2 separate regions of the Homo sapiens genome follow, and region 1 is linked to region 2. Evidence: read pairs that join two places in POLR2A ChIA-PET (ENCODE). Cell type or tissue: MCF 10A. All regions are shown on one strand.

Region 1 (5,000 bases), 74 kb after region 2:
AAGTCCTTCCTCTTACATTCTTTCAGAGTACCCTATATTTTACCTAACACTTACCATGGTTTGTAACTGTACATATTGTGTGTTATTTATGGTGGTTTCTCCACCAGCCTGTAACCTCCAGGAGTGCAGGGGACCACCGTGCTTTGTGCAGCACGATATCCTCAGCACTTGGTACAGTGCCTGGCACCTGGCAAGGGCTCAATATAGATCTGCTGTGGGGTCGGGGGTGGGCAGATGGTTTTTTCTTTAAAATGAGCGGTTTGATCTTGGGACTAGTGTCCACACCATCTAAGGGTAGTAAAGGTTGAAACATAAAATTTTAGTACAAAAACCACAATAAGAAATGAAAGTTAGGCCGGGCGTGGTGGCTCACACCTGTAATCCCAGCACTTTGGGAGGCCAAGGCAGGTGGATCACGAGGTCAGGAGATTGAGACCATCCTGGCTAACACGGTGAAGCCCCGTCTCTACTAAAAATACAAAAAAAAAAAAAAAAAAAAAAAAAGTTAGCCGGGCGTCGTGGCACACTCCTGTAGTCCCAGCTACTTGGAAGGCTGAGGCTGGAGAATCGCTTGAACCTGGGAGGCGGAGGTTGCAGTGAGCTGAGATCGTGCCACTGCACTCCAGCCTGGGCGACAGAGCTAAACTACATCTCAAAAAAAAAAAAAAAAAAGAAAGTTATCTTTTTCTAGTGATATAAATGCATAGTGGAGCTAAAGACAGAACCTATGTGGGTTACACAGAAAGCCATCGATTTGAGATCTGCTCATAATATTTAAATAGCTTAAAGAAGAGGTGTTTACATCTATTTTTATGAAATTTATTTCCAAATTGAAGAGGCAGTGTATATAAAGGTAACAGAGCTTGTGATAATTTACAGAAATGTTTGCTACAACATGCACATTATGAAGTATTTCAAACATATACATATTAGGTTTCATGCTGAATAAATAATCCCCCCAAATTAATTTTTATTTTTACATAAAAATATAATATTGCACTCTTAACAAGACCAGTTATTCTGCATATTTTCTCTTTAGATAAATGATGAAATTCGGTTTTTAAAAAAAGATGAGTAGCAACCCTATTCTAATAGGGGACTAATTTAAAGTTCTCAGTAAAAAAATGAAAGCTAGACAATAGCTGCAATTTTTTGTTAACAAAGCAAATCACTTCAACGTGAATAGGAGTAATCTCATCTCTGCACCTCCATGGACCTCAGGATTCACACCTGGCCTGAGCACACGGTGATCTAAATGCAGCCTAGGTATCACTACATGTGTATGCAGTTTAAGGTTAAAGCATACATGGCCACGTGCTTTCTCTCGAATCTATCTTGACAGCAGAGACTTTGGAATTATATTTTATATGGTTTTTAAGCAGAATGTTTTAGAAAGTCTGGAAGTTACAAAAGTAGTACTGTAAACACCATATGAATTAAATTTCCATAACAAATGCACAAGTTATTCTTAGGCAGGGATACATATTTTTATCCCATGGTAACATATTACTGAGCTTATCTGACAGTGTTTTCAAAGCCAATAAAGCAGCACCCCAAGTAAAAATATACAGACAGCCATCATATGGGAGAGACAGACGGCTCCAAGATGTTTAGGAATTCTGTCTTTATGGTATGTAAGTTTGCTGTGGAATACACGAGATTTTATTATTCTTCCTAGAATTCTCAGATGGTATAGGTTAGTAGAAACAGAATGAAATGGTTTCCTAAAAGAATTATTCTGCCTCCTGTTTAAAGTAAGCTTTTATAATTCTGTTTTGGGGAAGAAAATTCTTCCTGCAGATTAGATCAAATGCCTTATTTAGGCTGTGTTCTTAATACCCATGCAAACTTCTTGCATACTGAAGGCTTTCTATTGCAAATTGGTACAGATTCAATGCTCTGTAAATAGCAGACTTTAAGACTTACCATTGTGTTTAAACCTCAGTGACTCAACTAAGGATAGTCAATATCTAGCGTTACAGATTTTAAGTAAAATTTTTATGAAGAAACAGAATGTGTCTGAAATCCAAGATACCTGTATTCTTGTTTGTGGCTGTCAAAAAAATTCTGGTTCTCCTTTGAGCTAAGAAAGCAACTGGCAAAAACTGCCTAATTTTGAGATTCATTCATAGTTTATTTTAGTATTTAGATATTCCATAAAATATTTGGTACAGAGGCACCTACTGAATAATTTGCTTCTCAAAGAAAGCAATTATCAAGTCCTAAAAATTATCTTTTTTTCTTTCCTCTTTTGGAGCATGTGTGTGTGGTGGGAGGAGTATTTCATGGCAGTAAACTTTTAAAATATAATTTTAGTGTGTTTTATATAAACAATCAACCAACCAATTTAAATTCTACTGGTCCTTTTGGAATCATAGAAAAAGGGGAGACCTTAATATTTTCTTTGGAATACCTTGGTGGGAAAAAATTTTAAGAATATCATTTTAATGTACCATGCGAGGCTTAAAACTTGTTGGCTAGTGCATATTGACACAATCTTCCAGATTATCACTAAAATAGAACAGAACTTTCCTCTTAGGATCATGTGACTCTTCAGAATTTTGTGCAGATGAATAGACTTTATCATTATTTGGATGGTTTGTCCAGTCATCCATTTCTTTAGGTTCAACCTCCTAAAACTGGTGAAGTCAACAAATCTAGTTTGGAGTTAAAGTGCTTTGGAGAACGTGAAGTTCATTCGCATTCACCCGGCTGCATAGCTGCTAAGGAAGGAATAGAACATTGGCTGTTTCAAGCGCTGCTGGTCCTTCCGACACCAGGCAATCACGGTCCCATCACTGTTTGCTGTGTACAAATGGTGGCCATCACAAGAAAATGTAAGGCTGTAAAAAAAAAAAAATTCCCATTTGTACATTATATTTCTTAAAAGTGTATTAGCATATTGGTCATCATACTGAGGTTAGTGTAAAGAAGTTATCTTCAGTGGCGCAGAGAGACATAAACTAAATGACTGCCTACAACTCATTGGTTTTGACTGTAATTCTAACATAGTCACTCTGCTGACAAGTTGAGATGCTCATAAATGCGGTGATATAGAATAAAATCAGGATCACAAAGCTCAGTACATTCTATTCTTTGCATATCTTCTTTTGCCTCCTTGTTTATGCTTTATTACATAAACAACAAATATTTGGGTGTACAAAACTTTTAAAAATATAACAGTACTATATTTTCTCCTTATAAAGATAAATAAGTATTTTATGGCTATATATTATTTCCCTAAAAGAGAAAAGGAAAAAAATGTAACATTAGTAATTAATTTAGGTTCCTTAAACTTTAAATTTAGTACACTGAAAATACATTTAATTTAATAAAGTAAAATTTGAATCACTTTATTTCTAATTATTTAAAGTCAAATTTGTTAACTAAGCAAAGAGTAACTGATTATTTATCTATTTTGTCAAGCACCCCTGCAGCTATCAATCACCATTATGGTCTTGTCAAATATGAAAGGAAAAAATACAGTCTCTATGATTCCAGAGACACACTACAAGCATGCCTTTCCACTAGACTCTGAGTCACTGACTCGGATTTTAAGCTCCATGAAGACAAGGAGTGTGGTCTCTCTTGCTGCTGGGTCACGGACAACCCGCTGTGTGTTAAGTGGTTGGCTTTTCATGATGACTTCAATTGCACATTTCTTTAAGTCTGTGTGCTTAAATACCTCTCTACGAAAAATACAATCACAAATTGTATTCTGAAGCATAAGAGGGGGAGAAGATCTTACCTGATGATGGGCTTATTTGATTTGGGAAATGTAATTTCTCTCACAGGCTTTAAGTCCCATGTGCTCCATAACCTAGAGGGGAAAAAAATCATCTAATTATGCAAACTAAAATTACTCTCCCTAAAAAGCCCTCTATATTTGTTTATTTGTTAAAAATCATGTGGAAGGAAATGTAACAAACAATTAACAGTAGTTCCCTCTAGGGAGTTTGCAGGGGGTAGATGTGGGAATAAGAGAACTTTTAACTTTGTATACTTCCATACTGTTAATCTTTTATAGTTAACATAAAACTTCAAAACTGTGCTAAAGCTATCTTTATTATTTAGAAATAAAACAGGAATAACTAAAGAACCTACACCCCAAGGTGAGTTTAAATCTCTAAATACTGAATATTAATATGCCTAGATATTAAAAATTAATTTCTGAAACTCCTGTGTCCTTATGAATGAAATCAAAAAAAGAGAATCCAAATTCCTCTTACCTTACAATTCCATTTTCTAATCCCCCAGCGATTACATTGATAGATACTCCCTCAGGCTGGTTGGAGAAAGCCACGGAACAGATGATCTCCCTGCAGTGGACATGTCCAACGAGATCCCCGTTCACCGTCCAGAGTCTGAGGTCACTGCCTCCGCCAGCTAAAACACCCAAATCATCCGGCGGGTTACCAGAATGTGGCTGTCTCAGAGCCCACATTTGGCCCCAGAAGGGCAACCCTGAAGGGCAAGCTCATTTGTTTATTGATGAAGTTTGTAGACAACCCATGACTGAAGACTGTATAAATGAAATTACTACACAAGTTGCACAGATTTTTCTTTTTCATTTTCTTTTGAGACAGAGTCTAACTCTGTCGCCCAGGCTGGAGTGCAGTGGTGTGATCTTGGCTCACTGTAACTGCCTCCTGAATTCAAGAGATTCTTCTGCCTCAGCCTTCTAAGTTGCTGGGACAACAGGTGCACGCCACCACATCCGGCTAATTTTTATATTTTTAGTAGAAATGGGTTTTTGCCATGTTGGCTAGGCTAGTCTTGAACTCCTGACCTCAAGTGATCAGCCCACCTCGGCCTCCCAAAGTGCTGGGATTACAGGCGTGAGCCACTGCACCAGGCCAAGTTGCATAGATCTTTATGTATTAATCAAGAGACAATAACCAGCGAAAAAATAAAAATAAGAAGAAGCAATCTATGTGTACAGTAACAAGGTAAAATAATCATCTTTGTGTAATTGTAATATTTCAGCATATGAACCACCA
Region 2 (5,000 bases):
ATGTGTGTCTGCGTTGCTGTGTGTCTACACAAAATGAGGGAGGAGACACAGTCTAGTTCCCAACCCTTCCCAGCTGATGCAATGAAAAAAGGACTCTGATGTGATTTGGATGTTTGTTCCCTCCAAATCTCATGACGAAATGCGATTCCCAATGTGGGAGGTGGGTCCTGGTGGGAGGTACTGGATCACGGGGCCAGATCAGTCAGGAAGGGCTCAGCGCCACCCTTTGGTGATAAGTGAAAGTCACTCTGAGTTCATCCAAGACCTGGTTGTTTAAAAGTGTGTGTCGCCTTCCTGCTGTCTCTCTTGCTCCCACTCTTGCTGTGTGATAGTATGGCTCCCCCTTCACCTTCTGCATGAGTGGAAGCTTCCTGAGGCCTCACCAGGAACAGATGCTGGCTGCCATGCTTCCTGTACCACCTGCAGGACCATAAGCCAATTAAACCTCTTTCCTTTAGAAATTACCCAGTATCAAGTATTCCTTTACAGCAACACAAAACAGCCTACTACAGACCCTACAGTGACTGCCTTCAAATCTTGATCCTGCTCTCCCCATTCTAGACTCCATCCCTCTCGCCCCTTGTCTTTGACTTGGGCATTTAGGAGTTGGGGGAGGTTCAGGGGAGGAGGAGGTAGAGTTTGGGATCAGCAGGGGTGAAGCCAAGAGGACATGGAGCAGGGCAAAGGGAGGAGGGGAGGGCTCTGCACTGTGTGTGAGGGAGTCTGTGGTGAGTAGGAGTGTGTGAAAGTGTGGGGTGGGGGTGAGCGTGTGAGAGTGTGTGGGGGTGAGTGTGTGTGACAGAAAGTATGTGTGAGGGTGTGGGTGAGTGTGAGTGTGTGAGGTGGGGTGTGTGTGATGACAGTGTATGTGAGTGTGTGTGAAGGTGTGGGTTGGGGTGTGTGTGAGGGTGAGGGGTGTGTGTGTGTGAGAGTGTGAGAGCATGTATGAGGGTCAGGGGTGGGGTGTGTGTGAGTGTGTGTGTGAGCACGTGTGTGAGCATGTATGAGGGTGAGGGGTGGGGGTGTGTGTGTGAGGGTGGGTGAGCGTGTGTGAGGGTACAGGGTGGGGGGTGAGTGTGAGAGTGTGGATGGGGGGTGGGGGTGTGTGAATGTGAGGTGGGTGTGTTGTGGGTGTGTGTCAGGGTGTGGGTTGGGGTTGTGAATGTGGGAGGGTGTGGGGTGGCGGTGAGTGTGAGTGTGGGAGGGCATGGGGTGGGGTGTGTGAATGTGGGGTGGAGTGTGAGTGTGGGAGGGTGTTGGGTGTGTGTGTGACTGTGGGGTATGTGTGCGAGTGTTGGGTGTCTGTGTGTGAGGGTGTGTGTGGGTGTGGGTCAGGGTTCAGGGTGGGGGTGAGGGTGAGTGTGGGAGAGTGTGGGGTGGGGGTGTGTGTGTGTGTGAAGGTGAGAGTGTGAATACAGGCACGTCTCAGAGCATGCGGGGTGAACGTGTGTGTAAGTGTATGGAGTGTGTGAGAGGGTGTGGGGGGTGTGTTTGTGTCTGGAGTGTGAGTGTGTGGGTATAAGTGTGAGTCCTTGAGGATGTGTGCACATGTGCACAGGTGGGTCATGTGGCGGGGAGGGAACAGCTAACGTTACCGGGGAAAGCAGCAGAGCCGACTCTCAGTCCCGTCAGGCCCCTGCAGCTGCGCCCACCTCTCTCCCTCCCAGGCGCTGTTCAGACGGCCCTGATCCCTCAGCCCTTCCTCATTCTTCCGCTGTTCAAAAGAAGGGCTCGTTTTCCACATGCCCTACCCTCTCCGCAGAGGAGAGTTCTGGCTGGAGGCTTCCTGTGGGAAGGTCCCACCAGCGCACTGTGCTTTCCTTGTTGTGCGCTGGAGATAAAATAAGCGGGTGGGTGACCCTCTGGGGGTTCCATCCCTCCATGGCCTCCCTCTCAGGCCCTCCATGTGCGTCCACTCTCCAGCCCATGTCTGCCACCCACAGCCGAGGCCCCTGGACCTGGCCCCCAGCGGGGGCTGTGCTCTCCGACCCCAGCTTCTCCCTCAGCCCCTTCTCTGCTGCTTCCTCCTCCCCTGGCTCCATACTTAGCCTCAACAGCATGACCCAACTACCACCACTGTCTCCCAAGAGCCGTCTGCTTCTCTGGCCCTTTCCTCTGTCCCTAAAACCTGCTTCGGTATGGACCCAACTCCTCCCCTCTCCACACTCACGAAGGGGCTGCTCAGCGCTGCTGGAGAGACCCCCCCCACTAAACTCTGCCCATCAGACATCCACAATCCAGCCTCTGCGAGGCCCTCAGAGCTACCTGGCAATAGGACTCCTTGCCCCAAATCATCTCCCCCTCCCTTCATCCTCTTCTTCCAGTCTTCATCACTTCCTCATCACCTCTGACCTTTCCTCCTCAGCAGAGGACCTCAGCCCCTCTGTCTACACAGAATGGCCATTAGCAGAGAACCCTCCTTAATGTTCCCCACCCCACCTACTCCACTCCACACCCACATCCATCCTTGCCTCCACTCAGGGCAGCAGCTCTTCCTCCACAGCAGAGCCTGTAGGACACCACCCACAGCTGCTCCCGACTTGCTGCCCTGCCGGCAGGGCCCTCCTTCCTCCCCAGGGGCTGACAATGGCAGACTCACTTTCTTGCCTCCCTTGCTGTAAGGCCAGAGCACGCGTGTCAGGAACATGGCTGTGCTTTGGTCAAGGATAGGCTGAGGTAAACATCCAGAGTGACTCAGCAAGTTTAGAGCGCAGGCGTATAACTCCACTTGTCATCACAGCCATATAGCCATAACATCGGAAGGCTCATCATTTGGCTCTAAGCCACTGTTGTTTGTAAAAGCTATTATTGCCCTGCTGACACTGTACAGGCATGCTGGCGCCCAGAGAAAGAGCCAAAGCTGTCCATTTTGCAGGTAGACAGGGGGAGCCAGGGCACAGCACAGTTCAGCTCGTGCCCAGAGAGAGAAAGAGTTAAGCTGCTGACCCCGAAGGCAGGGGAGAGTCGGCCATGCAGCTATGTGTGGGAGCTGGCTGCTGAGAGGAGCCACAAAGCCAGAGCAGACAGCTGAGTCAAGGCGGACAGTGTGAGAGAGCTGGTATGAGTCAGCTGCTGAGAGACCTGTTGAGTAAAACTACATTTCACCTGCTTATGGCCCCACGAGTGTTCCTTCAGCTACCTGCCCATCCGCCCACTCCCCTCGAACCTCAGCATGGGCTGGAACCTGACCCCAAGCAGGGCATTTGGTATAGTTGTGAACCTGACAACGTGACCTTGTCCTCCTCAATGGGACATCAGGGGAAATCTGCAGGGACTCATAGGGAGGGTTTTCCTCCCCGACGGAGGGACAAGGGGAGAAAGCTCTGTCTTTGGCCACCTTGAGTTGTGTTTGCAGCTGCCAGAGCCATAAAACCACTGGGGAATCAACCAAGGACACGGTCACTAGTCTAGTGGAGAAAATGACCTGGATCCTTGAGCTGGGTGGGTCCTTGGAAGTCTATTCCTGATCCTTGAAATGAGATAATGTACTCCTCATGGTTCAGGCCATATTTGTTGGGTCATCTGTCACTTGCAGCTGAAGGCATCTTCTCAGCCAAGGCTAACACTTCACAGGTCAGTAGACCGCTCCCCTCCCCAAGGGATCTGCCCTACACTCACCCCTCCATCCTGTAATGTCCACGTCTCTGGCGCTTTTCCTCCTCAGAATATGCAAATATATTTATGCAATCTGCACCTGACCATCTTAAAACAAGCAACAACATCAACAGTCTTCCCTCCCTGCAATCTTCTGCATTCTTGCTTAAGAAGGTGGAGAGGCTGGGTGTGGTGGCTCATGCCTGTAATTCCAGCACTTTGGGAGGCCGAGGTGGGTGGATCACCTGAGGTTAGGAGTTTGAGACCAGCCTGACCAATATGGTGAAATCCCCTCTTTACTAAAAATACAAAAATTAGCCAGGCATGGTGGTGGGTGCCTGTAGTCCCAGCTACTTGGGAGGCTGAGACAGGAGAATTGCTTGAACCTGGAAGGCAGAGATTGCAGTGAGCCGAGATTGCGCCACTGCACTCCAGCCTGGGTGACAGAGTGAGACTGTCTGGAAAAAAAAAGAAGGTGGAGAGGTAACCACAGATTCCCCTGAGAGGCCCCTCAGTAACTAAAGGAAGAGATTCTAATGTAAGGATGAAAAGCCGTCTTTCGGGAGCACTGGGTAAACAGGCCTGCTCCACGGTCTCTGCTCTGCTGCCCTCGGCTCACCCTGATTCTGTGTCTAGGACAGTCACCCTTGTTGCCCAGAGTGATCCTTAAGCGATTTCATGTGTGCGTGTTTGTGTTTTCTCTCTCCAAGGGGCTGCTCTGGCTTCTCCCAGCACTGTGGCCCTGCACACCTGGACGTCCGTATTTTACAATCTCCCAGGCTGATTCTGGCCCGTACCAAAGGAGAGCACCACTGCTGGCTGTGAGCCACTTCTACTTCGTGATTCCTTAGTGTCCAAATTACCTTGCATGGGACGCATAGGATGTCTCATGTACCTTAGGGGCTGTCTCAACTAGTCCTTTTTGAATTTTAACGTGCATATGAATCACCTGAGGATTTTAAAATGCAGATTTTGATCGAGTGGCTCTGGGGTAGGGGCCGAGATCCTGCGCTTCTAACGAGCTTCGTGAGGCTGCTGGTCCACGGACCACACTTTGAGTAGCAAGGCTCTGAATCACTGACTGTTGGTATTGCAGGGGAACATGGAGGTCCGGTTCCAATCCTCTTATTTTTCAGATAAGGAAATATATTCAAGGAGGTTAGGTAACATAATTTCCCAGCGCTCCTCAGCAGGAGTGGAAGGAAGCACTGCTCCGCCACTGCTCCTGGCTCATTACCCACCTTGGCCTAGTGGCGCTTAGGATTTCATCCCCCACACTTGGTCTGTCCTGCTCTCCTGGAACAGACTCATCCCCTGGGTGATCCTAACCTTGCTTAACCTGGGAGTGAGGTGTCAGGAGGGAGCCCCTTCCCTGAGGTGGGCAAAAAAAGCAGGAAATCCCTGGT

What was found. Peaks named below come from ENCODE experiments on the same cell type or tissue, not always from the same donor. Only the 100,000 strongest peaks of a DNase experiment are listed, where the experiment ranks them.
Region 1: POLR2A ChIA-PET joins it to region 2 with 5 read pairs; 5 of 35 experiments call an interaction of 5 or more read pairs at or near these places.

Annotation. Positions count from the first base shown.
Region 1 is chr1:235,660,236-235,665,235 of GRCh38, forward strand. It overlaps LYST (lysosomal trafficking regulator), which reads right to left. Exons shown (of 53, transcript NM_000081.4): 51 at 4,230-4,386; 52 at 3,749-3,820; 53 at 806-2,843. The coding sequence ends at 2,705. Among named protein-coding and RNA genes, the nearest start is that of GNG4, 13 kb to the left of the region's middle. In MCF 10A, no CTCF peak of the experiment used is centred here; no DNase peak of the experiment used is centred here.
Region 2 is chr1:235,586,398-235,591,397 of GRCh38, forward strand. The region is part of intron 2 of GNG4 (G protein subunit gamma 4); the gene reads right to left. Among named protein-coding and RNA genes, the nearest start is that of GNG4, 61 kb to the right of the region's middle. In MCF 10A, no CTCF peak of the experiment used is centred here; DNase peaks (open chromatin) are centred at 2,754 and 3,014.